Regions from separate parts of the Homo sapiens genome. Here region 1 is linked to region 2. The links are chromatin loops, found by intact Hi-C in ENCODE. Cell type or tissue: heart right ventricle. All regions are shown on one strand. Each heading gives the region's core, and the rest is flanking DNA. Links, peaks and the distances in the headings are about the cores only.

Evidence for each region. A loop is a pair of places that touch in the nucleus more often than their neighbours do. Peaks named below come from ENCODE experiments on the same cell type or tissue, not always from the same donor. Only the 100,000 strongest peaks of a DNase experiment are listed, where the experiment ranks them.
Region 1: it touches region 2 in a loop (2.3-fold over the local background); 4 of 110 quality-filtered maps call a loop at or near these places.

Annotation. Positions count from the first base shown.
Region 1 is chr10:7,476,704-7,492,173 of GRCh38, reverse strand. It overlaps the pseudogene RNU6-535P. Among named protein-coding and RNA genes, the nearest start is that of LINC02642, 12 kb to the right of the region's middle. RefSeq lists a silencer at 3,313-3,607 and an enhancer at 11,078-11,317. In heart right ventricle, for the core only: no CTCF peak of the experiment used is centred there; a DNase peak (open chromatin) is centred at 3,502; H3K4me3 peaks cover 675 bases; H3K27ac peaks cover 2,016 bases.
Region 2 is chr10:7,424,410-7,439,930 of GRCh38, reverse strand. No RefSeq gene overlaps it. Among named protein-coding and RNA genes, the nearest start is that of SFMBT2, 21 kb to the right of the region's middle. In heart right ventricle, for the core only: no CTCF peak of the experiment used is centred there; no DNase peak of the experiment used is centred there; H3K27me3 peaks cover 3,097 bases.

The DNA.
Region 1 (15,470 bases), core at 1-8,000, 52 kb before region 2:
GAGACCAGGAAATGTAATGTTTAGCACCCAGGTAAAAAGAAGTTTGGTCTTTAAGGAGGGGGGAGTGGATGGGTATTAGGTAATAAATGACAGTCTCTACTGCAAGGTTTTTTTTTTTTCTTTTTTTCTTTTCTTCCTTGTCCTTCTGTCTTTAGAGTCTAGGCCTCTTGTTGTGCCCTCTAACTTCCAATCCCACCCCACTCATGGAAGAAATAACTTACAATAGCTTTCTAATTGGCTAGATAGAGAGAGAGAGAGAGAGACAAAGAGAGAAAGATTAGATAGACAGAGAGACAGATACATAGAAATAGGTAGATTGATTGATTATAAGGAATATCCAATATTGTCCATGTGATCATGGAGGCTGAGAAGGCTTGTAATCTGCCATCTGCATCTTGGAGACTCAAGAAAGCCCATGGTGTAATTCATTCCAAGTCTGAAGGCCTGAGAAGCAGGGGAGCCAGTGGTGTAAATTCCAGTCTAAAATAAGCAGAAGAGAAGATGAGGTATCCCAGCTCAAGCAATGAGGCAGAAAAAAGGAGGTAAATTCCTCCTTCCTCTGCCTTTTTGTTCTATTCAGGCCCTCCACAGATTGAATGGGGCCCACAACACTGGGGAGGGCCATCTGCTTTACTCAGTTCCCCCATTCAAAGGCTAATCTCATCTGGAAATATTCTTACAGACACACCCAGAAACAGTGCTTAACCTGGGCACCCCACAGCCCAGGCAAGTTGACACATGAAATTAACCATCACGCCTCTCCCATGAAAGTCACATTCCCTCAACAAAGCAGGTCCTAGACGTTCAGATGTGGGTGGAGATTGAACAAACCCTTCCGGAGTGCACACTGTGTCCTGAGCACTACGCAAGACACTTCTGCGTCCCTTGTTCTCAGGGATACGGTCGACATATTGTGAGAGAATCCAGCTCCCCAGACGTGATATTACTCTAAATAGGCTGTGTCTTATTCATCTTTTTTCTTGGCACATAGTGGCCACTTATGAAGGCGGATGTCAGGAACTCTTACACATCCTCCTTCTTGCTCTTTTTCTCTCACTCTGCTCTTTCTCCTCCTTAGGAGCAGGGGAAAATGGAACTGAAGTGGGCCTGACTAAGCATTTCAACTTTCCAACCTGTTGTTAATATTTTCGTACAGGTTTTGGTATCTCTGTCTCTCAGCAGCAACCAGAGCCCAACACAAATGTGCAAATAGATAAAGTTAGTCTTTATTTCCCTTGGGGTTTCCCCTGCTGCTCCCTCTTTCCTGATGCAGAGGGCTGGCTAAGTGCTGGGATGTGTGGTGGAGACGTTGCTGATCAGGGCCTTTTTTTTCTCTTGAGACAGAGTCTCGCTCTGCTGCCCAGGCTGGAGTGCACTGGTACGATCTCAGCTCACTGCAATCTCCACCTCCCAGGTTCAAGCGATTCTCCTGCCTCAGCCTCCCACGTAGCTGGGATTACAGGTGCATGCCACCACGCCTAGCTAATTTTTGTATTTTAGTAGAGATGGAGTTTCACCATATTGACCAGGTTGGTCTTGAACTCCTGACCTCAAGTGATCTGCCTGCCTCAGCCTCCCAAAGTGCTGGGATTACAGGTGTGAGCCACCATGCCCAGACTGAGCAGTCTTTGTTCTCTCTACTCTCTCCATATGCCTGGCTCATGGTGAACATGCCTGGGTCAGAGGTCAGGGATGCCAACTTCACCAAAAGCAGAGGTGTATGTAAAGCTATTTCATATGGTACACCAAGTGGAGTTTATGAACTAAGGTCTCTCAGCCTCTCCCTGGGATCCAATCTTGTTGTTAGAAGTAGAAATCTAATTTTAGTTGGATTACTACCATGACAACATTTCTCTGCTTTAAACTATTCAAGCTTCAGGCAAGATAGTGTTGCTGACACTTTTCCCTATAACTTCCCCAAAATTACATATTTCTGCAAGTGAATGCATAATTTTCACTGCTTTTTTTTTTCAAAATTTTGAATCCCCCACAAGAATAATTAGAAATAATCATATGGTAGATCCTTGTTTTTGCAAGCAGTAATAGTACATACCTAAGTAAGAAAAAAGGATATAAAAGAAAAAAAAAAGGGAAAGACAAGCAATTATGAGGCTGTGTAGATTTAGCTCAGCATTTTTGTTAACAGGTCTGTATATTAAATTGAGCCTTTACCAAAAAAATATGGACATGTATTTTTTTAAACTTACAATGTAGAGAGTAAACATTGCAGAAATGATTAACACTTCAAATGATCTATGTGCTAATAATTTTGAGTTATTTTCTAACATATAAAATGTATAAGAGCCCCAAGACCATAGAGAAGGGTTTTCTAATGCCCACAGTTAAAAGTCCTTAATGCCAATGTGTTGCTTCAAAATGGCCTTTCTTGTTTACCACCTATAAGGTTGGGTGGAAGAGAACATCCTTCAGAAAATTTCTGTGTGCAGTTTCTCTCTGAGGTTGTCAAACCCTCCCAACTCTACCCCATCCCCCCAAAACCCCAGGTGATTTTAGGGTTTACCCTATCTTGCTCCTGTGATGCCATAGGCCCTTCTGCCACGAGGCAAAACCTCCCCTCCCATAGAAAGAGACACACTGGCGAGGGGAGTCAGGAAATTTGAGTTCTAACACCTGCTAATTACCTACACCTTTATGCCCAAGGTGTCTATAAAATGAGGAAATTGGAACAGATGATTTCTCAGGTCCTTTCTAGCTCGGTGATTCAGACTCTACTCTCTCCTATCTGAAATTCTGCAATGAGAATGTTCCGTCTTTGCCTTAACATAAATGTCCACGAAGGGATAGCATATTAATGCATATTTAGGAGTTTATATTTTAGTGTGAATTGTTTTGAGAATTATGATCAAGCTGTAAAACCCTAATTTCAGCCTTATTGCCGCTAATATAGGTAAGTTTACAAAGACTTACTGATTGTGTCTTGTTTTTCTTTTAATCTTTTACAAAGTGAGGATTCTCTTTCAAACTGTTGCTTGGATGGCTTGCATAGCTCCCTGCAGCCTAATTGCTTCAGAAACAGTGAAGTCTAATTACAAACCCTTCCGTGTTTTCTCTGATTTTAGTCTTCGTTCCTGTGTAGATTGATTTCAAAGTATGCCTTTGAAGATTAATCTCTTCCACTGAGCCCCAGTTAGGAAACAAGATTATAGCAATGGCAGCCAAAGTAACAGCTGGTTTTTTTGTTTGTTTGTATTTTGTTTTTTTTTTTTTGATTCACAAGTTGCTATACATTGTACTTTTTAATGGAAAAATCTCTGTATTTGAGCTCTTGTTATATTTTCTGTGGTATCTCAAAAATTCTCTTGGATATAAGCCATCTGGATTTTTCTGCAGTCCTCTCAAGTTTCAAAATAGTGATACTTAGAACGTATTTTGCAGGGTTTCTATCGGTCAAGGGCATGCAGTTCTGAAAATCTTGTGCTGTGAGGTCAGACAGGACCGTTGGCCATCTGCCAATTGACTTGCATTGTTTACCTTTTTAACTCACAACCCTGGAAACGCTGTTGGTGTCCCCCCGGCCTTCACTGGTTTTCTGAGTATCTGCCCCTTTGCCTGCTTGAAGTGCTTAGTCCTGGCTAGTGAAGCCTTTAGGAGTTCCCAATTTCTTGCTTCACAGGTTACTAAAAATGAAGACATATCTGTTAAGTGTTGCTCAAGAGACCAAAACATAATCCTAGGACAGGATGTCTGGAAAGGATGTCTTGCCTGTCACGCAGCATAATACATGGTAACAAGTACTGGCTTTGGAATTAAACTTCTATCCTTTCATTGCTAAATGGCTTTGGGAAAGTCACATTCCCATTTTGTACTTCAGTTTCTTCTTTTGTAAAAAGGTCATGCAAATATCTATCTTGCAGGTTTGTTGTGATACTTAGAGATTGTCTGTGAAGTGCCAAAATATGTGTGTGTGTGTGTATATATATATATATATATTTTTTTTTTTTTTTAAAGTCAACCTTTGGAAATTGCCCTCTGTTGTCGGATACTTTAGTTGTTTTCGGTGACTCCTTATTATAAATAATGTTAAACTATCTTATGAGAAAGGTTCTTCTACGCAAAGGCACCAGGGTCACCTAAGGTCCTGTCTGCTCAGGGCCCCTCAGAATGTCCCTGTCTACAGTAATCAGGAGAGTGTTTCTCCTTTGGTTACAGTGTGCAGGAATGAAGGGAAAAAGACTGGTAAACATATTAGGGGACATTCCAGTTGCATGAAAGGCATAAGTCCAGAGTCTTTTCATGCAACATGAAACCTTCATGCTGTGGCTAGGGTCCACTCTATAAAGAATATCTTTGCTCTTGCAATTTTCCATTGTGCAACAAGGACATGACTTTAATCAGACCATAAACCTCTTATTTCATGCTAGTCTGTGTCTTTTTATTGGTCTTAGTGTCCTCGTTTGTAGTTGTGCAGAGCTGTCATTTATCCCTTGAAAGGGAATTTCATAAGACATGTGATCCAGTGCACAGCTGTGTCAGTCCCATGAGAGGTGAATAAACTCGACAGGATGATAGTGGAGGAAGATCCAGGATGGTAGGTGTGCAGTGACCCTTGAGCAAACAAATAGCACAAAACAAAACCTGGCACCTATTAACTCCAGGGAAAACAAAAAGCTGTGCAGGGAAGGAAAAGTAATCATAGTTTACTACTCATATCAGCAACAAATGGCATTTACACAGTCACAAGAAGGTAAACAAATCTAAACAAAATTATGGTATAACTACATTGGGAAGATAAGGAACCAGGAAGTGTGTGTGTGTGTGTGTGTGTGTGTGTGTGTGTGTGTGTCTGTGTGTGTGGTGAGAGAAGAAGGTGAGAAAGAATATTATATACTGAATTTCTAGAGTTAGAAACCAAGACAGCAAAATCTGAAAAGTCAAGAAGCAGTAGTATAAACATTTTACTAGAAATGTAAAACTAATTCCAAAAGAAATAGCTGAAAAGAATTGAAAGTAGTTGCTTCCAATAAGTAGGATGCTCTAAATTATTTGCATGTATAATTTTAATAAAAATTAAAATGACAGGAAAAAAGGAACCAAGGAAGAAATATCAATTATAATACTTCTCAAGTAAATGTCCTTTAAAAAATGAAATTCTTCCTTTAAAAATGAAGTTGCATTTTACTTATGTGACATGAATTTCCTTTCCCTGTAAAACAATGACTCTCAATAGGAAAGGACTTCCTAACCCTAAAAATAACACAACTAAGTCAAAATGTAATAAACCGTGATGCACACTCATAGCTTTCATTTTTTAATTAATTTACATACAATAAAAGGTATCCATTTAAATGACATTTTGATTTGTATCTGTGCAATCTCAGCCACAATTAATATATAAATGATGGGGTGCTCCCTCCAGCAGCACATATACTAAAATTGCAGAGATACAGGGAAGATTAGCATGACTACCGTGCAAGGATGACTTGCAAATTCATGATGCGTTCCGTATTTTTAGTAACTCAGCAACGGAAAGTCAGATACTGCATGTTCTCACTAAACAATAGGTACACATGGACAGACAGAGTGAAGAATAGACATTGGAAACTCCAAAAAGTGGGAAGTTGGGAGGGGCGTGAGGGATGAGAAATAACCTATTGGGTACAATTTATACCGTTCAGGTGATGGTTACGCTAAAAGCACAGACTTCACCACTATGCAGTCTATCCAAGTAACTAAAATGCATTTGTACCCGCTAAATCCATAAAAATAAAATAAAGGTGTAGATGATGGCGCATTTCCACCATCGCAAGTTCCTTTCACCCTGTCTCTAGGGATGCCCATTCCCAGCCCCGGGCAGCCCTTCCTCACTTTCTGTTTCTTTAGATTCGATGTGCCTTTTCTAGAGTTTCACAGACATGAGCTAGAATGCCTAGGATGGACTCTTTTGTGTTGGGATTCTTTCCAATGCATCTGAGTTTCATCCCAATTCCTGTGTGTGGCGTACCGTTCCTTTTATTACCGATTAGTAACCTATTAGGTGCGTTTGCCATCATTTGTTTGTCTAGGATAGAACGCTTTGGCAAACCTTTGGATAGCTGAATTTTTAAAAAGATTTCTAAAGTCTTTTGACTACGAGCTCTTCCCCCTACCAGGCAAACTCTCTGATGGTCAATTATCAGAAAGGAGCCGGTGACTGACAGCGGAGTCTGCTGCTTCCGGGTAACCCAGCTTGGTTGCTTAGCAACAAACAGAAGAAGTGTATTAGTTTAGTGGATTCTGAACAAAAAGGTAATCATCTTTTATCCCCAGATAGACAGGAGACGATGTTATTCCGAGTGAAGTGGGGGAAAAATAAAAACCGTAAAAATGGAAAGAAAACACATCTTGTAAATAACCACGATGACGCCTTCCGTAGGCACACCAAGTGTGCTGTGAAGACCAAGAAATCCCTGTTTAGACAAAATACCATGGTGTTAGGTGCTGCTGTGCAAAATAGTTTAAAATTTGCAAATAACTGATACCAGACATTAATAACTCATGACAGAGATAAAGAGAAACAGGTTAACCTTCATTAGCATGAATTCTGCAAAGGATCCATCTGAGATGAGGAAGAAACCTCGTCCCCTCTCCATGCCCCTTCAGAATGGAAGGCTAGAACTCCGGTAGATGTTATTCTTCCTCTCGCTGAATTGAGTAATTGTTTTCCGTAGTAAATGTGATTGACTTGTGTTTGTTCACTGGATTCCTTAATCTCAAAAAGAATGGCATCCATTTTGCAGGCAATGATGCTGACGGAAGTTATTTTTTTTTTTTTAAACTTCCTCGGGAGTTTTGCCAACTTGCGATGGCTACTTCCTTCTCATTATCGGCACCTCCTTCCCAGCACCCAACAATATCATCTAGCAGAAATAGCTCTGCTAAGAATCACTGATTTAACGAGTAGACTGTCCTTCAGCCATTGAATGCGAAGTGTTTAATAATCAATCAGAGATCGGGTTCACTTAGGTTTACGGGGTTGAAAGGGAGACAAAAACCCTTCACCATCACTTCTCAGCCAGTCCTGGAGCCGCTCTCCACTTCCCTCCTGATGACAGGTTTCTGGGTTTAAATCATGCCCCCAGGGAATGGATGTGAAACTGTGGTCCTGCAGTTTGCTGTCAGTGCCTGGGTATCCTGTAAAAGACAGCTTTGCAGTTTCATTTATTGGAGGGGCAAAGTTGACTGCCAAATAATTGGGTTGAGACTCCCCCAACTCCCCCTTACTTTTCTTGGGATTGTAGGGACCACTTCTCCCCATAAACATATTAAATTGCAGCCTTCCAGAGGAAAGAGATAGAGGAACACATCTTTCAGAGCTGCTATTTTTTTAAATTTATTTTCAGACTAATTAAAAATGTTCTGGTCTTTTCTGGTTTTGAATTGTAAAGACGTGCGCTTGTCCTCTGCATTGTGTGTGTGTGAGAGCACACCGAGACAGAGGAACAGGAAGGCAGAGTCTGCAAAAAACCTTGCAAAACCAAAACACATCCTGGGGCCCCACACAATTAGTGAAAATCTTGCTGCTACTGTAGAGCCGAGGTGTAAAAACTTTGAGCTGCTAAGTGCTTGCAGCATTGTGCTCTCTGCTTGTGACATTTTGTGGCCGTGGTTTCTGCTCAGGTGAGATTTATCAGTTCAAAGAATAGACTCAATGGAAAAGTACGGCTTTGCACATAAACAGACTGTCGTTCACAACCACCACGTTGACGGCAGTTTACTGAAATTAATTCTCCTTTGAGTTAAAAGACTTAAAGCTCCCAAAGAATGTGTCCATGTTTATATATTTTAAAATATATAAAAGAAAAGCCAAATCACTTACCACTTAATTTCTAAGTTAGTGTTTCTGAGGGATGGAAAAAAAATAACTAAAAGTTTTGGACCAGAGAATTTTTTTTTAATTTTTTATTTATTTTATTTTATTTTTTTAAATTCAGATTTGGGGTCAGCAGTGGCACTGAGGTTTTGGTTGGATTCCATCTCATCCTTTTTTTCTCTGAGTTTTGTTTTCTTTTTTCCTCTCTGCTATAACTCTCTGGTGAAATGGCAAGGAACTAACAGTGATAAGAAAAAGTGAGAAACAGATCCGTGTAGCAGTAATGACGGAAACTAAAAAGCGACTGCACCCCTGAGACATACGCCAATTACAACACAGAGAAATACGATGCCATGACATCTGTTGGGCCTGTTGTTTACCAAGTCGAGGTGGCAAATATTTGTTGGGCATCTCCTATGCGTAATGCATCCTAGACGCCTATTCACGGACCTCAAGACATTTCTAGTAGAGATAACTTATTCTGAACAGCAATTCTCAAAAAACTTCAAGGATCCTCCAAGAAGAGTTATTTGAGTCAGAGGGTATCAGGGAACCAACAGGGCGTGAATGAGATGCGTGGGGAGTGGCTCAGGTCAGGGCCTGGGGATGACATGGGGCAGGAGAGCCATCCTTTTCAGAGTGGTCACTAGAAAGGTTTCATCATGGTTGTGAGGATTTGCTGCCACACTAGGAGGAGACTAGTCCAGGGCCCATGGCTCTGCCATCATGGAGTGTCTGGTCTGGGATGTGGATGAACCGTAGACATTGTTCCTGATGGTTACGAAGACAGAGATTGGGGGTTGAGGAAAGAGCGTGGAGGTAAAACAAATAGTTGCTAGTAGAGAATATGGGAACGCAGCAGGCTATATGCAGGGGAGTGTTGAGACCTCACCCCACCTGTTCAGAGTGGAGTTGAGCAGTGAGTGGGTAACGGGCCGATGAAGGCTGGTCAGGGTGTCCTTGTACACAGGGGCTGGGCTCTGACCAGGTGGTGTGAAAGCCAATAACTGTCATGTACTCGAAATGTCAGCCTCGGCCGAGCCCACCTAAGGTGCTCAGACATTTCCAAAGCATTTTCTGTGGGCTGCACCGGACCGGCTTCAAGTCTCCACAACCCCGACCACACTGGGGCAGAGATATCTTCCAGTGCAATCTGAGGCCTGAGACAGAAAGTGGCTTCTTGAGCTCACAGATGGCTAAGATTGGAGCCAGGACTCTCCAGCCCAGATATTTTAACTCTCCCTCCACCCTGCCCAGCAGTCCCCACAGTCTCAGAACTTCTCACCATCCACAGATATGCAAAAGCACCTTCCAAAACCAACCCCGGGGAAGATCTGACTCTGGATTTGGCGAAACAACCTTGAGATGTTGGGAAGTTCAGGGTTTCTCCACCTCGGCACTATTGGCGCTTGGGGCTGGATGATTCTCTGTTGCAGGGGGCTTTTCTGCTACCCACTAGATGCCAGTGGCACACCCCTTCCCCCGAGCTGTGACAACCCAAATTACTTCCAGACATTGCGAACAATCTCCCAAGGAGGCAAAATCACCCGTGGTTGGAAACCACTGCTGTGGTGTGTCTGTAAATATGGTGGTGTTTGTCCCCACCCTGTGTGACAGGTGTCCCCAAGGCCAGGATGAAGCTGCTGAGGCCAGGGTGAGCTAAGAGGGGGTGAGAAGAAGCAGCCTGAGTCTGGTGTCACACAGGACTGAGGAAGTCCAAAGAACAGGCTTTTTGTCCTGGTCCTGATGGCCATGGAAAAAAAATCACTTGATCTGTCCCACCATGCTGTTCCTCACGTCTATTGCATTGAGATAACTTCTATTTTATTGATTGTAGATATGGGGTCTTGCTCTGTTGCCTAGGCTGGTCTCAAACTTCTAGCCTCAAGTGATCCTCCCTCCTCAGCCTCCTAAAGTGCTGGGATTACAGGTGTGAGCCACAGAGCCTGCCTGAATTGAGATCAGTATTTTTTTTTTTTTTTTGAGATGGAGTTTTGCTCTTGTTGTCCAAGCTGGAGTCAATGGCGTGATCTCGGCTCACTACAACCTCCACTTCCCAGGTTCAAGGAATTCTCCTGCTTCAACCTCCTGAGTAGCTGGGATTACAGGTACACGCCACCATGTCCGGCTAATTTTTTGTATTTTTAGTAGAAATGGGGTTTCACCATGTTAGCCAGGATGGTCTCTATCTCCTGACCTCAGGTGATCCACCCGCCTCAGCCTCCCAAAGTGCTGGGATTACAGGCGTGAGCCACCGTGTCCAGCCGAGATCAGTTTTAATTCTCACATTCTACTGCAAAGGTAAAATGGTCTTGGGCTGCAGTTCTCTGTTTTGAGACACCAGACAGGTGAAAAGGCAGTAAAGTCCCTGGACTCTCATCACCAGTTGGCTGGAGACCCAGGGTATGAGCCCAGAAGGAAGGAATAACAGCAGAGGCTGGAAAGTGAGCCAGTGAGTGGGGCTGTGTATGTCAGAGCTTCCTGCCATCTCTCCTCTTCTTCCTCTTCATCCCCTTTCCTTCCCTTTCCCTCTTCTTTCATTCATTAACTGGTGAGACAACCAGCCAGCATTGCCGAGAGAAACAGGGAGACTGTGACGATCCACAGGGTGCGGTATCATGTTTGTATTCCACATAGTCAGTATGATTCAAAGATCCAAAAGTTTGACCCAGCATGTTGGACAGGCACATACACAACATACATGCATGCACACGCGTATATTTCTAGTAATTATCCACAGGAAGTAGTGAGTCCACAATGCCAAGAATTTCTCCTTTTCAGTGGCTATTTGTGATGAGAAGCAATGTGCATTCCACTGCATTCTAGCATCAGATTATGGGAGGGGAATGTGGTCATCGAAGGCATGTCCTCTTTCCTATAAAGATTTCATTCAAATAGAGTTCTGCATCTGATAGTAAAAACAAACAAACAAACAAACAAACAAAAAAACAGAGGACAATTTCTTCGCCAATGAAAATGGCCCCCTATGAAGGCATAGGAGCCTATTTCAAATAAGGATTAGGAAAAATTCAACAAGGGAAATGATGCTTTGAGTATGTTAACTTGCAAAAGGAAGAACCCTATTTCCTCTTTTCTAAGAGGAAGACAACTACTTTTGCTTTGATCAGAGTGCCGCTTGAGTGGCCAGAACTGACAAGGTTGGCAGAAGCGATGAGCTGAGAATTAAGGGCAGCGTCTGGGCCTGTGGGAGGTGCCATATGTGGGCTCACATCCACTGAACCTTGATCTCCTTTGCACACCTCCATGTAATTTATAAATCAGCAGTATTCACTCTGCCAAGAGGAAGTCTACAAAAAAGAGATGTGCTTGGCGCTCCTGGAAATGCTTTTACTTTGGGGAAAAAGCAGAGTGTACACTTTGAATGGAAATAAGCAGGCTGAAGCCACAGAGGCCATTTATATGCAGCACCGGGATGCAGACAGGAGAGCGGAGCCCTCCTTAAAGGCGCAGATCGCTGAGAAGGCTCATCTCTCTCCATGCTTAAGAGGCCTGACTAGGCTTGGGTCTTGTTTGATAACCAGGGCATAACATTTAAACATACTTACAAAAATTCTTCCATAAAATCAATTCATAAAAACTTCTAACTCTGAAGCAAAGTGTTAAAATAGGTACTGGGTTACCCGCAAGGATTGTTGTCAGAATAAAATGAAAGGACCTAAAAAGTTAGCATACCAGTTGAAGCCATTCTTACTAAGACATGCATTGTATGCTTGAATAGATAGAATTCAGAGCTAAAATCTAAACTTTGGCCGTCTGAACACTGCCCATCAGGATCAGCCACAAGAGCCCCCCCTCAATTACAAAGCTGGTCCTCACCACCTAGTTCATGTTGGATTTTGATCCTTCTCAGTGTCTTCACTTATTCTTGTTATTTCCAACATCATGTTTTCCAAATCCCAACTTCTTCCCTCACTGGCTGTGTGACCATGGGAAGTTACTAGACCTCTCTGAGCTTTTGTTTCCTCATCTGTAGAATGGGGTAACAGTACCACCTTCAGTTACAGAACACCCCACATCAGCTGGTTTGCAACATGCCCTTGATTTCCCCTGGTTTCTCTCTCGCCTTTTACTCCCATCCCCACCCTTTCCCATCCCGGGTCCCTGCTACATCTCATGACTGAACAACTCTTGCAACCCACGGGGCATAATTTTGCTCCTCTCTCTAGCCACAAGACAAAAAAAATGATAATAAGACTAATCATGTGAATTCGAGGCTCTATGCAGCGTCCATAGCCCACAATTCAGACTCTCCAGGGATGTTTCTGAATAGGAACCCCACAATTCGCCAGATGACAACACGTCACATCCAAATAACCCCTCTTCTTGCTTCGCCACACCAACAAATGGGGTCGTATAAATTTGGAGAGCTAGAGTAGATTTTCTCTCATCACTGCCTCTCTGCAGTTTTATCCACAGGAAAAAGAGAAACAGTTGAGTCTTGGCTACGTGAATTAATATCTCCTGTCTTATTTTTTTTCGTCGTACTTTTTTTTGTTTTCTTTCTTTTTCTTTATCGTTGTTTTTTTGTTTTGTTTTGTTTTTGTTTTTTAGACAGAGTCTCACTCTGTCACCCAGGCTGGAGTGCAGTGGCGTGATCTTGGCTCACTGCAACCTCTACCTCCTGGGTTTAAGCAAATCTCATGCCTAGGTCTCCTGAGTAGCTGGGATTACAGGTATGAGCCCCTATGCCCGGCTAATTTTTGTATTTTACTAAAAATAGTCAAGAGAGGGGGTTTTGTTATGTGGGCCAGGCTGGTCTCGAACTCCTGACCTCAGGTAATCCACCCAACTCGGCCTCCCAAAGTGTTGGGATTACAGGTGTGAGCCACTGCGCCTGGCCCTTGGTACTTTTTAATGACTTAAATAATATAGGCAAGTCTAAGGCAGGATGGAAATAGTTTTAAAACGAATTTTATTCTGAGATAAAACATCTGCTTTATTTTTTCTATAGGGAGAATGGTTTCATAATTGGTAACTTTCAGTATCGCTGAAATTTAAAGGTGGCTTGGTGATGGATTTGTCTTTATTTTAGTATGTGTTGCTTTCTGTCTCTATTTTATGTCTTTTAAGTATTTGATTTCTAAGTGCTATGGTATTTCATTTCCTTTTTAATGTGTCTTCTTAAAAATGAAAGTATATGATTATATAATCTTAGGCAGATGAACTACTTTCTAGTTATGACATCAAAGGACTAAAGTACAACAGAAAATATCTCAACACATGACTATACAAATATATTTTTAATGTCTATCAAATATTTCATATATAAAATTCAGAGGCACATAACTAGATAGGAGAAGATAAATTTCAAGTGTGTAGGAATCAAGTTTAATATCCTGTCAGGTGGTAGGGGCACACACCTGCAGTCCCAGCTACTCAGGAGGCTGAGATGGAAGGATTGCTTGAGCCCAGGAGCTTGAATCTGGCTTGGACAACATAGTGAGACATTGTCTTTGAGAAAAAACAAACCGAAAGCCAAAAGCAAAACCAAAGAGACAGAGAGAGAGAGAGAGACAGACAGACACAGAGAGAGAGAGAGAGCACTCACAAATCAAAAAGATATAAATGAGCATCTAAATAGAAGAAAATGAGTAAAAGACATGAATAAACATTTCGTATTGGAAGAAAATGAACTGAGCAATAAATAGAGGAAAGTATGTGCAATTCCAGGCATCAAAGAAATCTAAATTAATATGAGGAGACAACATTTTTAACTACTTTAATTGGCAGAATTGTTTCTTTTTTCAGTAGTCAACCTAATATTGGCGAGGATGCAGAAAACAGAAATGTTCAGACATCTCGCTACCGGGAATGAAATGCACAAATGATATTAATTTTCTTGACCCATAGTTTCTCATCTGATGCAATCCCATTTGATTGCATATTTGACCTTAAGGAAATATTTGCAAACGTTTAGTTGGAATGATAGTTATTATAGTGTTCTTTATTAAATAGAATAGTTAAGACATAGAAACATCTTAATATCTAACCAAAAAGGACTTGATTACATGAATTATGGTATATTTATACACTAGAAAACTAGGCAGCTATTAAAGTAACTATGATTTTCTTAGTCAGTGCTCTTCAGGTGAAATCGACTTGAATGAGTAAAGTAAGTAAAAACGCAAATTACTCAAAAGTCAAAACAAGCAAACTCATGAGGATGAGAAGTTCAGCCAGTGCACGTGGGGCGTGGAGCAGGTGTTAGGGCTGCCCACTGTCTCATCCATGAACACCTGTGGCATCTTGTCCCTGCCTCTCTCAACAGGTCTACTCTCATTTTCTGCTTCTCTTTTTAGATAATCTCACTTGGCCTACTCATGCTGTCTCCACTCCCTCATGAATTCCCTTTGCATGGAGCACATTCTTTGGATTTTAGCCGTGTCTGCCCGGACGCTGTTCAACTGTACAGCACACAGGCCTTCATCATGGTCTAAGGGACTCAGCCTTACAGGCCTGTCTCAGTAAGTTCTGGCTGCTATAACAAAATACCATAAACTGAAAGCTTATAAACAGCAGAAATTTATCTCTGACAGTTCTGGAGGCTGGGAAGTCCAAGACCAAGTTGCCAGCAAACTCAGTGTCTAGTGAGGGCCCACTTCCTCGTTAACAGGCACCCACCTTCTCACCGTTTCCTCACACGGTGAAAAGGGTGGGGAATCTCTTTGGGGCCTCTCTTATAAAGGCCCCAATCCCATTCATGAGGGCTCCACCCTCATGACCTAATCACCTCCCAAAAGCCTCACCTCCTAATACCATCCCACTGAGGGAATAGCTTTCAACTTATGAATTTAGGGAAACACAAACAGACCCTAGCAACAGACTAATTCCAAATTACTGGGAGAGAGATTCTGATTGACTCAATTTGAGTCTAATCCAGACCTGGTCCAATCACGGGTGTGGGGAAGGTATTTGGTGGGCATAAGTGAAGAGATGTTCTGAATTGGGATCACATGGTGCATAGGGTCAACTCTTCCAGTTAAATTCAGGGGAAAGGATAGAGTCTAGAGATGGATTTGGCATGTCTATCACACAGCAGAATATTGAACATTAGAAAAAAATACACTCTACTAAATGACAAAAAAAGTTTGCACTAAATATAGTGTGATTCTGATTTTTTAAAAAATATGTATATATACGCATATATATGCTGAGAATAAATTGCTGGGAGAATTCCTTGTCATGCACTTACGAAAGATTTTTCTTTTCTTCTTTGACACAGAGTCTCGCTCTGTGGCCCAGGCTGGAGTGCAGTGGCACGATCTCAGCTCACTGCAAGCTCTGCCTCCCAGGTTCAAGCGATTCTCCTGCCTCAGCCTCCCAAGCAGCTGGGATTACCGGCACATGCCACCATGCCTGGCTAATTTATTGTATTTTTAGTAGACATAGGGTTTCACCATGTTGGCCAGACTGATCTTGAACTCCCGACCTCAGGTGATCCGCCTGCCTTGGCCTCCTAAAGTGCTGGGATTACAAGCGTGAGCCACTGCACCCAGCCAGAAAGATTTTTCTTATTTATAATTTCTGTTTTCTAGATTTTCTGTAATAAAACCTAGCGTGGTGTTTAAGTCATAAGAAAAAATATACATTTTCATAAAGAGAAAATAAGTACAGTAAGGGCACACACATTTAATTAAAA
Region 2 (15,521 bases), core at 1-8,000:
CCAGGGACTCCACGTTCTAACTGCTGCAAATTAGTAACCCACAGAATGCCACACCTAAGTATATCAATGTGCTCCATGTGTAATTACTAAGAATGTCTCATTTTCTGACCAGGTTAGAGAAGAGGGTCACCGCTATTTTGTTTTGTTTCCTTACGGCTGTAGTAGTGTGCTACTCCTGCCTTGGCCTCCCAAAGCTCTGGAATGACAGACTTGAGGCACTGTGCCCAGTCAGATTTTTTCTTTTAGTTGGAGGGCAAATGAGAAGGAGAAACTGCAAGGCTGGGGGCGGTGGCTCACACCTGTAACCCCAACACTTTGGGAGTCTGAGGCAGGAGGATCACTTCAGCCCAGGAGTTCAAGACCAACCTGGGCAACAGTTCTACAAAAAGTTTAAAGATGAGCCGAGTGTGGTGGCGTGCACCTGTAGTCCCAGCTGCTTGGTGAGGGGCTGAGGAGGGAGAATCACTTGAGCCCAGGAAGCTGAGGCTGCCGTGAGATGAGATTGCACCACTACACTCCAGCCTAGGTGACAGAGCAAGATCCTGTCTCAAAATAAGAAATAAAAATAAAGAAAAGGAAGAGGAGCTGATACACTGTTGGGTTAATAATTCCAGGGCTTAGACAAGGCTAGTTTGAGTATTTGATGAATAGATCTCCCCATCGGCAGAATCCTCGATATCTAAGAAGCGCCCCATGTTTTGTGAACATGGTCCTTCCTGGGGCTCCTGTGTTTGCCCAGTGGAGAGACAAAGGTCCACATATGACAAATTAACAAATAAAATTCAAACTTCCTTGGCTACTGTGATAGCCCTTGCCAACGTTTCAAGCCACAAAATGAGAAACACACACACACACACACACACACACACACCCCTTGCCAAGGCTTATAAAAACTGTGCAGTAGTTACATAAAGTTTCCAAGCAAGAAGTTACTTCATAAACCAAATTATTTGTGAGGCTTAAAAAAAAAACAACGAGAAAATATGTTTCTTGCTTGAACCAATTCCCATGTTAAACGTCTGCCTTCATCACTCATTTTTATTACCAGTCTAAACACAGACTGTTTCAATGGAGGCCATTTACAGCATACAATAAAACGGATTCATTACTCATTTTCCTCTTATTATCTTTCAATTGCTGTAGCTCTCAGCACTGCATACAGTGGACATTAGGTCCAAGTAGACAGTGCATTACACGATCTCAATTGATGGCAATCCCTAACACCCTTAAACACACAGACACGGGAGACGCTCTGTCCCTGATCCGTTCCCTTGCGCCGCTTTTTATCACACTCATTCTATTTTCGTCTCATTAAACTTCCTATTTTTCACAGGAAGTTCTCCCTCTCCTAGTCGATACCACGTCTCCCTCTCAGTCTGCACCCATCCCAGGCCCCATGCAGTTTGCTTAAGCCATTTCTTCTTAAAAAAAATGCACACACAAACACCCACCACATTACTCACGTAATTAAGTATAATTTCTCTAGCAACAAGCTGACAACAGCTATTAAAAGTGGAGTTGGAGATTGAATCTTGGCGCGGCCTGCAAGTGATAGTGTTCTGGATGACAGGCAATGGTTATGTCATGATCCGAACAGAGATAAGAGCCCCAAACGATGTGCTGGCTTTTATTGCATGGATTAGTACCTTCTCCCCAAACCACCTCCACCTTCCTCTGGGCTGATTCCGCTACATTCATCCGGGTGCTATTTTGATACTTCAATGTAGCTTGCTAAAATTGGAATTAATTAGCTGGGCTTGGAAGCGCAGGCCCATAATCCCAGCTACTCAGGAGGCTGAGGCAGAAGAATCACTTGAACCTGGGAGGCAGAGTTTGCAGTGAGCAGAGATCACACCACTGCATGCCAGCCGGGGTGACAGGGCAAGACTCGGTCTCAAAAAAATAATAATAATAATTTAAAATTGGAATTAATGAGGTTCAGAAAAATAGGGTCTGGAAAAAAAAGCCCAGTGGCTTTGGTAATTCGAGTTAATGCCCCTTTACTTATAGATAAAAATATTTGTTTTTATTGATAATAAACATATGGCAGCTTTCTCGATGAAGCTCTAAGTCATTTATAATCTCATGGTTCCTGTGGGCTTATTCCTGATCTAGTTAACTAAAACATAGGAGTCTTACACAAACCTGGGTTGGATTTGAATTCTCATCTACCACTCAGCATCTATGGGACCCTGAATAAGTCCTGCCACCTCTCTGTGCTTCTTTTCCCGGTCGGTCAAATGAGTATAATGATACCCCGTCTTTCAGGTTGTTGAGAGGAACAAAAAAAGATAATGTCCATAAAACACATACTTCAGTGCCCAGACTTTATTAGGTGCTTCATAAATATTAGCTATTGTGTCTGTTCACACTAGTTATTAGGTGGCTATGATGTGACAAGAGCTTTCATGTGGTGTCTTTGTGAATTCTCACAATACTGTATGGTTGGGATTATTATCCCCATGTTCCAAATGGGAAAACTCTTTAAGAAGTAAGTTTCTAGTATGTGTCCGCTGCAGATCTGTCCCGTCTCCAATGCCTTGGATCTTCTCAACGCAGTACTGTGCATGCAGGAACCCGAACCTTGGGTTTGGAAGGCATTGAAGTCTATGCTGTAAATAGCTGGTCCTACCCCAAGTTTTGGTCTGTGGTGGCCACGTCCAGGCATTCCTGAGCCACCTCCCAGTCAATGGTGGAGCAGGACTGTCCCAGAGATAGTCTGGAGCAATGGAAGGGGCTCATCCAAGTGGGAACTATGTATTAATGGTTAAAGCAATAGGAGACTTGGTGCAAGCTTCCAAGGGAAGTACTCTGAGGTCTTGGGTGATTTATAATATTGGGGGAGGCAGGGGAGGCATTAACAGCAGAAGGCACATACAATGACATTGATATAAATGATTGCATGTCAGAGAAAAAATACTGTCAGGGTCACCTTCAGTCATGCCACTTAATTCTGCTTTTTCATGATAGAAACTGAGCTTCAGAAAATGTGGCAGGGATTTAAAATGATTGAAACAGTCATTTCCTTAAAAGGTGGCTTCCTGTGTCAAAAATTAACCTAGCTTTGATTTCCACCCTTGAATAAATCTTTACAGATAAGACCACTCTCAAAAATTCAAAATGTGCACAAATGAACAGCGAGTCATTTTGAGTGGAAGGGACATCTGGCAGCATTTGGATTTAGAGCATCCCTCTAGAAATATCAGTGACTTAATGACTCATCATTTGAAAGCAATGCAGTTGGGTCAGATGGAGTTTTAGCAGCTTGTGTCAGCAACTGATCCTATTTTATAGGAAGTGGAAAGGGGAAAAAAGAGGAAGAAAAAGTGGAAGAAAGAGTTGGGAGAGTCTACTATAAAAATCCAGGCTACATTCCTTTGCGTTATCAAATTCTGTAGTCTGCCTTGCCTACCAACATCGCCTTAAGCTACTGCACTAGTCCTAGCAATAGCAAAACTTGTTCTGCCCTTGTTTCTCTCCCTTTTTTTTTTTTTTTTTGAGATGGAGTCTCGCTTTGTTGCCCAGGTTTGAGTGCAGTAGTGTGATCTTGGCTCACCGCAACTTCCGCCTCCTGGGTTCAAGTGATTCTCCTGCCTCAGCCTCCTGAGTAGCTGAGATTACAGACACACACCACCATGTCCAGCCAATTTTTGTATTTTTAGTAGAGAGGGGGTTTCACCATGTTGGTCAGGCTGGTCTTGAACTACTGACCTCGTGATCTGCCCGCCTCGGCCTCCCAAAGTGCCAGGATTACAGGCTTCAGCCACCGCGCCAGGCTATTTCTCTTCTTAGGCTCATCTTTCGGAGCATGTCTTACTGCATGGATTTGACATATGTGTTTGTCTTCTCAGCTATACAATGAACTCTTCTCAGATTGCTCCACTCATCCTTCTTTCATCTCAAACTCCATCTTGATATCACCTGCTGCCCTCCCCCACCCCCCTCCATCTGGTCCACCCTGTCTCCTCAGTGGGAGCTGCCCTGCAAGGCCCACTGCTGCTTGCCCGTTCTCAGCCTCCAGAATGACCAAGATGACACCTCTACAGCTCAGCAGGGAAAGTGAAACTCAGAGGCAAAAATGAAAAAAAAAAAGAAAGAAAGAAAGAAAGAAAGTTGCCAAGGCCACATAGCTAGTTTTGGAGCCAGAATGCAAATCTTGAATTCATGTGTTCGGATTAGTTAGCTAGCTAATTAACATATAAATAAAAGCCTTTCTGATTCCAAAACTCATGCTTTTAAAATTATATCCCACAGAGCACAGAAAACATATACTAGTTGAATCCTCCCATGGTAATTCTAACCGAAGGTTTCCTCCTCCAACTCTTCCTCTAGGCTTAGGGCCATGGTAGGTGCCAACAGAAGTAGCTGATGAGAATGTGATTGCAATTAGTGGTGGCTATTATGAGTTCCAGTTTAACGGAGAAAACACTTCTATTGGCAAATATATAATGGATTGAAATATACCAACAATAAAGAATAGGGAAGAGGGCTGGGTGCAGTGGCTCATGGCTGTAATCTCAACACTTTGGGAGGCTGAGACAGGCAGATCATCTGAGGTCAGATGCTCAAGACCAGCCTGGCCAACGTGGCAAAACCCTGTCTCTACTAAAAATAGAAAAATTACCCGGGCATGGTGGCACACACCTGTAATCCCAACTACTTGGAAGGCTAAGGTGCAAGAATGGCTTGAACCCAGGAGATGGAGGTTGCAATTAGCCGAGATCATGCCACTGCATTCCAGCCTGGGCAACAGAACAAGAACCTGTCTCAAAAAAAAAAAAAAAAAAAAAAAATAGGTCTGACTTTCAATTTTCCTTAAATCAAAAATCTATGAAGTTGAATATCTAACAAGAAACAATGTTAATCCCTTTATCCATTATTCTTATTTCCCCAACTCGAAAACCCATATTTTCATTTTCAAGTTCAATGGAGGCCCTCACATTGAGCCAATTCCCTTGATCCTTTGATTCAACCAGCCATTCTCTCTGAAGAATGGGAGGTGCCAGGGTGGTATCAGTACAGTCACTAAATATTAGATGTTCTGCACAGAGTGTTATAGGACTGGTATGGTTCGGGGAGGATTGTTCGTCAGGCTGGCTCCTGCCTTTTTTGGGTATCCTGTTTGTTACTTAGCCTTTTCTCTTACCCACTCCTCAGTGCCAGCCTTCCTACCTGGGTTCCCCAGGAGTGGAGCATGCGGGTAGGAGAGTGCCAGTCTGCATTCACAAAGAAGAGGGCTTTGCCAACCTGAAGACACCAGCTCATCTGATGGTGCCTTTTCCTAGCTGTGTGGCCTTAAGTGAATTACTAAACCTCACTCACTCTTTGTGTCTTCAACTGTAAAAATGCCGATAATAACTACCTCCCACGGTTTGGGGGGGAATTCAATAAAAGAGTGCTTGTAAAAACTCCTGGCTTTCACAAACAGACAAGGAAAATGTAGTAGATTTTTAACACATTTGCTTCCTACTTTCTTTCTTTCAAAGTCCAACATAGCAAGAGATGCAAATGTTTTCTAATCCCAAAATGAAAACGTATGTTAGAGGTCGGGTGCGGTGGCTCACGCCTGTAATCCCAGCACCTTAGGAGGCTGAGGCGGGCGGATCACTTGGGGTCAGGGGTTCGAGATCAGCCTGGCCAACATGGCAAAACCCCATCTCTACTACAAATACAAAAATTATTTGGGCGTGGTGGCGGGTGCCTGTAATCCCAGCTACCCGGGAGGCTGAGGTAGAAGAATCGCTTGAACCCTGGGAGATGGAGGTTGCAGTGAGCTCCAGCCTGGGCAACAGAGTGAGACTCAGTCTCAAAAAAAAAAAAAAAAAAAAAAAGGAAAAAAAAGAAAAGAAAACACATGCTCACACAGCGGCATGCAGATATAATCTCATGTCCTGGCTAGCCCAGTATCTTTTAATAATATATTTTATGCCTAACTCAGCAAGGGAGACTTGGAGAGTGAATCAATTTCTCTTTATGATACCTTACCAAAGGAGTCTGTTGAAAATAGGTTAATAGATTTTCCCGAGTGTAACCAGAATGTGGAAACAAAACCGGACTGTTACGAAGAAAAATGAAGATTAAAAACAGCCAGATTCCTACCTGCCTTCAGGATTTCAAACTTTATTAACCAAACCGTTTTCTTAATTGCATACCTCGTTAGAGAACTGTAGGAGTTATTTATAAAACACTTAGGTCTGTTTTTTAATATGGCGTGGATACGTCTGCAACATGCCTATCTGTGTGCACGTTTTCACGGGATCTGCTGGTCACTTCAACAAGGAAGGCGTTTGTTCTCTTCTTTTCAAATGCAAATATCTGCAGCGGCTTCTCATGTGCTTCCCTCGTGGAGCACGGCTGCTCTCTCTTTGTTTATGCTAATGTAATAAACTGTCCCTAGGGAGTTCTGGCTAAACATAATATTAAATAGTCAGCAACATAATCAATTATTTTACCAGCAGGAATGGCTTGTTTACTTAATCTCTCTTTTAAAAACAGTCATTTCGAAAAAGGCATTTAATACCTTACTTATTTTGACAGCGTCAGGAAACTCCATTGTTAAACAGAAGCATGTTAAATCAAACAGACCTACATACAAGATACGTCAGCTGGATTGACTTTTACAGCATAAAGCTGTAAAAACATTTTATAGGAGGGAAAACCATAGAACAGCCCTGGAAGCGACACTGTGTGGACAAAAGCTCAACCCAGATGAATCAAAGACAGAATCGGACATTAAATACCCAATTTCATTTTAATGCACTATTTTTATAGGACAGGAGTACTTGGAAATGAAACGCTAATGATGGGAAAGAGTATTAAGAATTAATGAATATAGGGAAAAGATGAAAAGCCAGAGATTCTGAATCAGTAAATGTATCGGTTGATTGATTTTGACAGGTGCCGTTTAGTTTTAATGATTTCAAATAACACTTCGTAGTAGGATACTAAAAATCCTGCTGTGTGAGGATGTGTGCATGGTAATAAATCTTGGCAATATGAGTTTCACTATAAATCGTAGGGGCCACATCTTCCTTAAGAGTAAGTCGTTCTTCAGATTTGTAGATCAGCGAACTGAAACTACAGAGGTCTCTCAACTCCTTGATTTAATTTCTTGATCATCATTATTTAGCTCGCATTTAGAATACAATTTCTTTCTGAAGAGAGCACTGAGGACTTTATCTTCTGGATAATATTTCAACCTCTGGTCCCATTTTTTTTAATGTGACTTCGATATGTCAGTTAGCTTTTTGCCTCAGTTTCCCAAGGATGCAAAATAGGGAGAAGAATTTCCTGGTGAAAGAAATAATTAACATATGCAAAGAACTTTACGATCTCCTTATGCAAGAACTCTTCATGAGGGAAAATGTTATGCGTTATGCTGTATGAGATAAAAGAGAAATGATTGAAGATTTCAAACACTGTGGAAGTTATTGAAGAATACAAAAAACATGCCAGAGGGAGATAATTATCTTCAGAAAGACATATATCACCAGACAGGCTATAATACAGTGATGGAAGAAAGATTAAAAGGGAATTCGATGAAGCCTTCGGGGATTTGGGTCCCATGTCATCAGCAAGACTCCTGGGGGACTTCTACTGTAAAACTCTAAATCAAATGTGATCCAGAAGAGTGAATAAAATATCAGTAAATCGAAATCTAAAACGTGAGGCTAGCCAGGTGCGGTGGCTCACACCTGTAATTCCAGCACTTTGGGAGCGATCCAGGCATGCGGATCGCTTGAGCTCAGAAGTTCAAGACCAGCCTGGACAACATGGTGAAACACTGTCTCAACAACAAAAAAATACAAAATAGCCAGGTGTGGGGGCGAATGCCCGTGGTCCCAGCTACTTAGGAGGCTGAGGCGGGAGGATCCCTTGAGCCTGGGAGGTTGAGGCTGCAGTGAGCCATGATTGTGTCACTGCACACTAGCCTGGGAGACAGAACAAGACCCTGTCTCTATAAAAAATAAATAAAAATAAATTTAAAGCATAAAATGTAAAGCCTCTAGCCATCTCCCCAAACCTTTTCATGGCTTCTGTTTTCTTTGGGCCTCTAATGCCTCTTCTATGTGCCATAATTGGTACTTAATTATTGACTCAGACACCTTTTCCCATCCTTCCTTACAGATTCGAATGGCCAGACAATTGAGGAAGGTACGTCGAATTCCTCTCTCCATCACTCTGTCCCTCTTTGGTAATAGATAGAAGTTCTATCTTTTCACTTTACTTAGTGTGTGGGAACCACTCTTGCTCACAAGATGACTTGGTGTTTCATAAATATACAACCCACTCTATGCAGAAAGCATCACACTTTCATCGAGTATTGGGCAGTATAATGTTTCATGTTGTTGAGAAATAACAGAAGCCAAAAGGTTCTTTCTGAAGAGGACCCCGAGAGCTCTGCTCCTGGGTGCGAATTCCAGCTCTATGGCTCCTTCCCCAGATGGCGTCAACAGATCCTCTTACGTAGACTTGCACAGCGACCCACTTGGGAGGCTCGTGTTTGAGTGGATCCGTGTGGTCCAGGAAATGCCTCAGGCTTTCCACTTTTTTCCAGTAATGCTGATCATTTTCTAGTTATAGGAAATTAGAAATTCTCAAATAATAAGTCACTCGAGCAAGAAAAAATATTCTTTTGAATAAATCCTGGATGAGGATCACTGATTTTAGAAACTTGAAACTCACGGCCACTTCAAGAGATAAACACTGAATGTGTAGTCGGGGCGGCAATGTGAGTGGCAGTGCTGGGTACACACTAAGAGCTCAAAAAACACTGCACAGAGAGGAATGCGTTGAAAGAGAGAGACCCATACATACTGTTACATGATACGGGCAAATCCAACAAGATTCTCTTATGCAATCCGGATAAGAATTCAGGTTACCAGAGTTGGATCTCAACCACCATTACTAAAAATTCAACCTTGATACAAGGTAACAAATATCACATTTTTCAGGCTGAGTATTGTATACAATTGTGCTCTCTAAGCATACAGGGAGCTATGTCCATTTTTCTTTTCTTTTCTTTTCTTTTTTTTTTTTTTTTGAGACGGAGTCTCGCTCTGTCGCCCAGGCTGGACTGCAGTGGCGCGATCTCGGCTCACTGCAAGCTCCGCCTCCCGGGTTCACGCCATTCTCCTGCCTCAGCCTCCTGAGTAGCTGGGACTACAGGCGCCGGCCACCGCGCCCGGCTAATTTTTTTGTGTTTTTAGTAGAGACGGGGTTTCACCGTGTTAGGCAGGATGGTCTCGATCTCCTGACCTCGTGATCCACCCGCCTCGGCCTCCCAAAGTGCTGGGATTACAGGCGTGAGCCACCGTGCTCGGCCGCTATGTCCATTTCTCAATTTGCTTTTAAATATAAATTAATCATTAACCCCTCCCAAGGCATTAGAAGTGAGACAAACCCTGTTTAAAAACTCTCCAATTACCTTCTCTCCCATGGATGGAAATATGCATGCTGCTGCTTCCAAAAGGAAAAAAAGAATTCTTCTAATAAATACCTGGCTGATTTGCAACTGTTTGGAACATCAATTGAGAAATTGAAATGATGGATAATCATAATGTAGAGCGAAGCTGGTCCATTTAACATTCATCTTTTTAGAAGAGAATTACATTTTCAATACGGCAGTAATTATCATAACATGGAGAAGACAGCCTAAAAATTTTTTTTTTCCTGCAGTTGCACTGGAGAATTGGAGGAAAAAAGTTGATATTAGGAAAATTACCCTTACTAAGGGAATACATTTTCCCAAGAAATAGTGAGGGTCTGTGGGGATAAGCATGGCTGGACATTAATTAATTATGGACTTCAGTTGGTTATGCAGAAACTGAAGTTATTCCCCATTTCCGTATCATTGTAATCCCCACTTACAGCCACGCACATTACTAACACACACAACGATCAGTGTAAAACAACATGTAAAACAATTTTGTATTTGTCCCATCCTAGTTTCCCATTTGGATTTTAGTCTTGTCTGTATCAAGAATTCGCCATGTGGCCGTGGTGGCTCACGCCTGTAATCCCAGCACTTTGGGAGGCTGAGGCAGGTGGATCACCTGAGGTCAGGAGTTCGAGACCAGCCTGACCAACATGGCAAAACCCCATCTCTACTAACGATACAAAAATTAGCAGGGCATGGTGGCCTGCGCCTGTAGTCCCACCTACTCGGAAGGCTGAGGCGGGGCAATCGCTTGTACCTGAGAGGCAGAGGTTGCAGTGAGCCGAGATGGCACCACAGCACTCCAGCCTGGATGACAGAGCAAGACTCCGTCTCAAAAAAAAAAAAAAAAAAAACAACAGAATTTGCCATGTGAGCTTAGCTCCTTTACTGCACTCAGTGTTTTCATCATCGTTAAAGCAAGGAGATTAAAATAGATCAGTGTTTCTCAAACTTTCAGGTGCATTTGAACCATCTGGGGATCTCGCTAAAATGTGGGCTTGAATTCAGGGGGTCTCTGGGGTGGGGTGCAAGAGTCTGCATTTCCACCCAGCTCCAAAGTTATGCTAATGATGCCAGTCTGAGGGCCACATTTTGGGTCATAATGGGAATTCACAAGTTTCCTTTCATCTCTATGTTTCTTTAGATGACACAGGGATTCTTGTTTTTGTCATCATGTTGTTTGAATTGTTCATGGAGTTTAGCTCACTACTTCTCATCTTGCCTTCTCTTATCACCCTGCAAAGGCCCGCCTTAGGTTTTGCTTTTAATTGTTTATAGTGTGTGTTTGGCATCTCTATCAGATGCTGGACACAGTCCATTTTTCATGAAAGCCACAAGCTTGGAAAATAATACATTCAACTCACCCAAGTTGCAGGCCACAGACCAAGGCATTTATCCAATTGCCTCACGCTCCAGCCACATTCCCTGTGATACCTTTCCATGTTCTTTGAGTACTTGATTAACAGTCATGAAATGAAAAATATTCACTGTGTTTCCTTTCTGTCACTTGGACTGTAGTTGTCGCCTGCCAGTGAGGCAGCTTTTGAAAGTTTTCAGGTGAAAGAGTGTGGCCATAGCAGGGCTGAGATTCAGAGCTCTCAGTTCCACTGGTGATGCAAGACCATTCTCTTAGGCACAACGATAGCCATGTGCCTTATTAAAGCAGTGGGTCTATTTTTATCTATACGCCATAAAACACTTTCAGATGCCTAGTTGAAAGGTACTGGGTTACTAACATAGGGCTAGGCTGCCTGGACCTGGGACCCAGCTTAGTTCTCTCCCCCATGGGATGATCTTGGGCAAATTACTAGGGTGGTGCAAAAGGAATTGCAGTTTTTGCAAAAAAGAAAAAAAAAAAGGCAAAAACTGCAACTACTTTTGCACCAACCTAATGCTTATTCTCTCTGTGCCTTGGTTTCCTTATCTGTGAAATAGGAACATTTTTCACAGGACTGTTAAGAAGATTAAGTGGGTTAATTCCCGTCAAGTACTGAGAAGTATACTTAGCGCACAGTGAGTGCGATACAGGCATCGGCTAACGTTGCGATTCAAGATCCAACTATTAAATCTTGTTTCAGACCATATCACTTACTTTTCCATGCAGCAAGTATATATTTCCTGCTTGCTGTGTACAAATTATTATTTAACAGTTACTTAAATCTTGATAAATTGTAAATATTAGAAATTAAAATCTTATAACTATTGTATTATATGTAGGCAGTATGGAGGACATAAAATTGTGTTGCACCTCAAAAAATGTGCAGTCTGGCCGGGTGCGGTGGCTCACACCTGTAATTCTAGCACTTTGGGAGGCCCAGGCAGGTGGATCAGTTGAGGTCAAGAGTTCGAGACCAGCCTAGCCAACATGGTGAAACCCTGTCTCCACTAAAAGTACAAAAATTAGCTGGGTGTGGTAGTGCATGCCTGTAATCCCAGCTACTGGGGAGGTTGAGGCAGGAGGATTGCTCAAACCCAGGAGGTGGAGGTTGCAGTGAGCAGAGATCACATCACTGCCCTCTAGCCTGGGCAACAAAGCCAGACTGTGACTCAAAAAAAAAAAAAAAAAAAAAAAAAAAAAAAAAAAAAAAAAAAAAAAGTGCAGTCTGCTAGGCGCCGTGGCTCATGCCTGTAATCCCAGCAGCACTTTGGGAGGCCAAGGCAGGCAGATCACCTGAGGTCAGGAGTTTGAGACCAACCTGGCCAACATGATGAAACCCCGTCTCTGCTAAAAATACAAAAAATTAGCAGGGGGTGGTGGCTCACGCCTGTGAGCTACTCGAGAAGCTAGAAGCCAGGCAGGAGAATCGCTTGAACCCGGGAGGTGGAGGTTGCAGTGAGCAAGATGGCACCACTGCACTCCAGCCTGGGCAACAGAGTGAGACCCTGTCTCACAAAAAAAAAAAAAAAAAAAGTACAGTTCAGGCCATGTAATTCCAGCTACTAGGGCAGCTGAGGCAGGAGGGTTGCTTGAACCCAGGAATTTAAGACCAGCCTAGGCAACAGAGTGAGACCCTGTCTCTTAAAAAGAAAATTGTAGTCTTATGGGGAAGAAAAACATGTACTTAAATATATGTAATATAATAATAATAAAGAAGGGCTATTACCTACTAAGGAGTTAAGTAACACATTTGGTATTTCCTGCCCACTGCTCTATCGCAAAACAAAAAAGAAAATCCAAGTCGTCGTATTATTGTTTCAGTCCTTCCATTTTATTTAACACCTAAAGACTTAATTTTAATCTTGCAGAAATTATTTTTTCAAAATGGAACTACTATTATTGTTTTTCTGATTATAAAAGCAATATACGGATAAGCATAAACTATCTCAGGAAGATTAGGGAAGACAGAAGTAACAGTGATTACCTTCTGGAAGGCACTACAGGAAAAGGGAGCCTTAATTATTATTGTTTACTCTTTTGTATGCTTCCAATTTTGTACCATATGCAGGTATTGTCTACTAAAAATAAATATTTTTTTAATTAACAGAGGTATGTTTGTTATGTGACACATGGTATGAAAATTATAAAGTAGAAAGTAATATTACTTATACTACTACCACGTACTTAGCGTTTTCACATCTGTGATTCCAGGCATATATAAATGCATTTTTTTACAAAGACAAGATCATGGTATACAAAATGTTTTAAAAATGCTTTTCAGGTCAAAAAAATACATATCTACAACATCATTCGTAATGATGCCCATATTATGTCCTATTGTGTGCAGGTACTTTAGTTGATTTAATCAACCCTGTCTAGGTGAGTATTTTCAACAGTTCTGTGATGAAAACCCTTATTCGTGCATATTTATGTAATTGTCTTGTTATTTTCTTAGACAATACTTACAGAAGTTCAATATCTGGGCAACGGATATGCTTACAAAGTTGAAATTTAAAAAAGGCATAGAATGACTAAAGAAATGAGTCATTTCTCCCCAGGTGTCCCTCCATGGAACAGAGGTGCATTGTGGTTTATATGTAGGAACTAAAGGGATAATATCTCTTGTCTCCCGTGGCTGGAAGGGATGAGGGTTGTTTACCTCCAGCATCATCTATAGATTGCCAGGTAGGAACATGGTGGAAGGGATGAGATTGGGTCTTGGAGATAAACTATGGTTGATGCTCCCGGTTGAATTTCATTTTTGTGTCTCTGCTTTCTGGAAGGAAATCCCTTACTCCACTCTTGAAGCTTTGAGTTATTTCTGAGAATGGACTCATGCGCTGCTAATGTTGATGTCATAGTTAATGTTTTCCTTAATGGCAAGGGGGTAGGTAGAATTGGAAGGGGATCAGAATAGCTCTGTAGATCTCTGAGCCTGGATGACACTTAGCATCTAAGTAGGAGAGTGAAATAGAAATTATTAGATTTATAAGGCCTAATGGCAACTTTAGTTTTTTTCTGTCTCTTTTTTAATACAAAGAAATTTGGAGTGCAAGAGGTTCAATCCTTCATTCAAGCTTATAGAGCCGATGAAAGGCTGAACAGGAAGCGAATGCAAACCTAAATTGTGGTTCAGCATTACCTGCATGACACCATGTAAACCCAATTGTGTAGAATTACTGTACGCGATCATGGAGAATTACTAAAGACTAGACATTAACTAGCAGAATTTACATGATCACATTTTACTAATCTATGTAGTAGTCATCTTTAGTGTAGTCAATGCTCCTGTTTCTCTCTACTTACAATGACCTATAAAATAAGAGTAGGAACATGGCTTACATTTCAACCATCTTGAGATGTAGATCAAGCTACTTACATCTGAGTTGGATGGGAAGCTGGTTTCTTGCTATTTACGTTGGTCAGTTTTTCATTTAGGATCTTGCTTTTACTGAACGGGGCAACAAGTGAAAGTTGAGTGTCTCCTGCTGCTGAGCTCTGGTCTTCCAATAGAGCAGAGTTACTGGGAAGGTTTGAGCTGACATCCAGCAGTGACCCTTAACTCCTGGAGGTTCCTGCATGTGTCAGTCCTAATGGAATTCACTGGGTTTTTAAAGGATCCACTCTCTACAAGTGCGGGTTTATAAATGTGGGATTATAATCAGAGGACTATTAAGGTAACTAATGAGGCAAGGCTTGGATCATGCCTGCAATCTACTTGGAAATCTATTTTTAAAAAATTTGAGAGCAAAAAGTCCTTCAAAACACTTTTTTTTTCTTTTTTTGGAAGCATAGAAAGTCAAGGGAAAAAGGAAGACAATTTGCAACTCTGGCCTCAAATCCTTTTTGGAACCATGGCAAGGATCAAACAAATGAGGTTGTTTTTTCATAAGGCAAAGTGTTTCACTGCAAGACATCTCTCCGTTTCTCCCATGCTTATGTACAAGAGCCTTCCTAAACCACAATGCACACCCTCGCCTCTCACTCAAGTGTTCTGAAGGCGTGTTGCACTTGAATATGTTCCTGCTTTGTGTACAAATGCAGATTATATGAAATCTATCATTAATGCAAAACATTCATGTCAGCCTTATTCAGAGATAGGCTTTGTGTTTGTGATACTTCTTTCCTCTTTTATTCAACAAATATTTACTAAGTATCTACTGTGAGCCAGATCATGTTCTATGGGTTGGGGATACAGCTAGAAATAAGATAGAGTCCCTACTCTCACGGTACTATTGTAGTGGGAGAGACAGAACTCATAAGGAAAAAGCAACGTGATACTGGTGATGATAAGTATCAGTCAGAAAAATAGAGCAGGGTATAGGGCCCTGGGGGATGAAGTGTTTGCAAATATAGGGTGATCGGAGAAGCTGAAACCTGAAGGGGATAGAGGAACAAGCAAGCCAGCATCTTGAGCAAGAGTATCCCAGGGACAGAAGGCAGTAGATGCAAGGGTTCTGAGAAAGGAGCACAGTCTGCCTGTGCAAGGAACAGCATTAGACCTCGACTGGAGTCGCCCCAGCAGCGCCAGGGCGCAAGTTTACTAGACAAAGCAGCTGGAGGGGAAGCGGGTAGCAGAAGCAAACAGGCCGTGCCGAGGACTTCAGCTCCACCTCCCGTCGGGTGGGAAACCACTGCAGCGTCTTGAGCCAGGACTAGTGTGATCTGACTCACTTTTTGAGAGCTCACCCTCTTGCCTCTGTG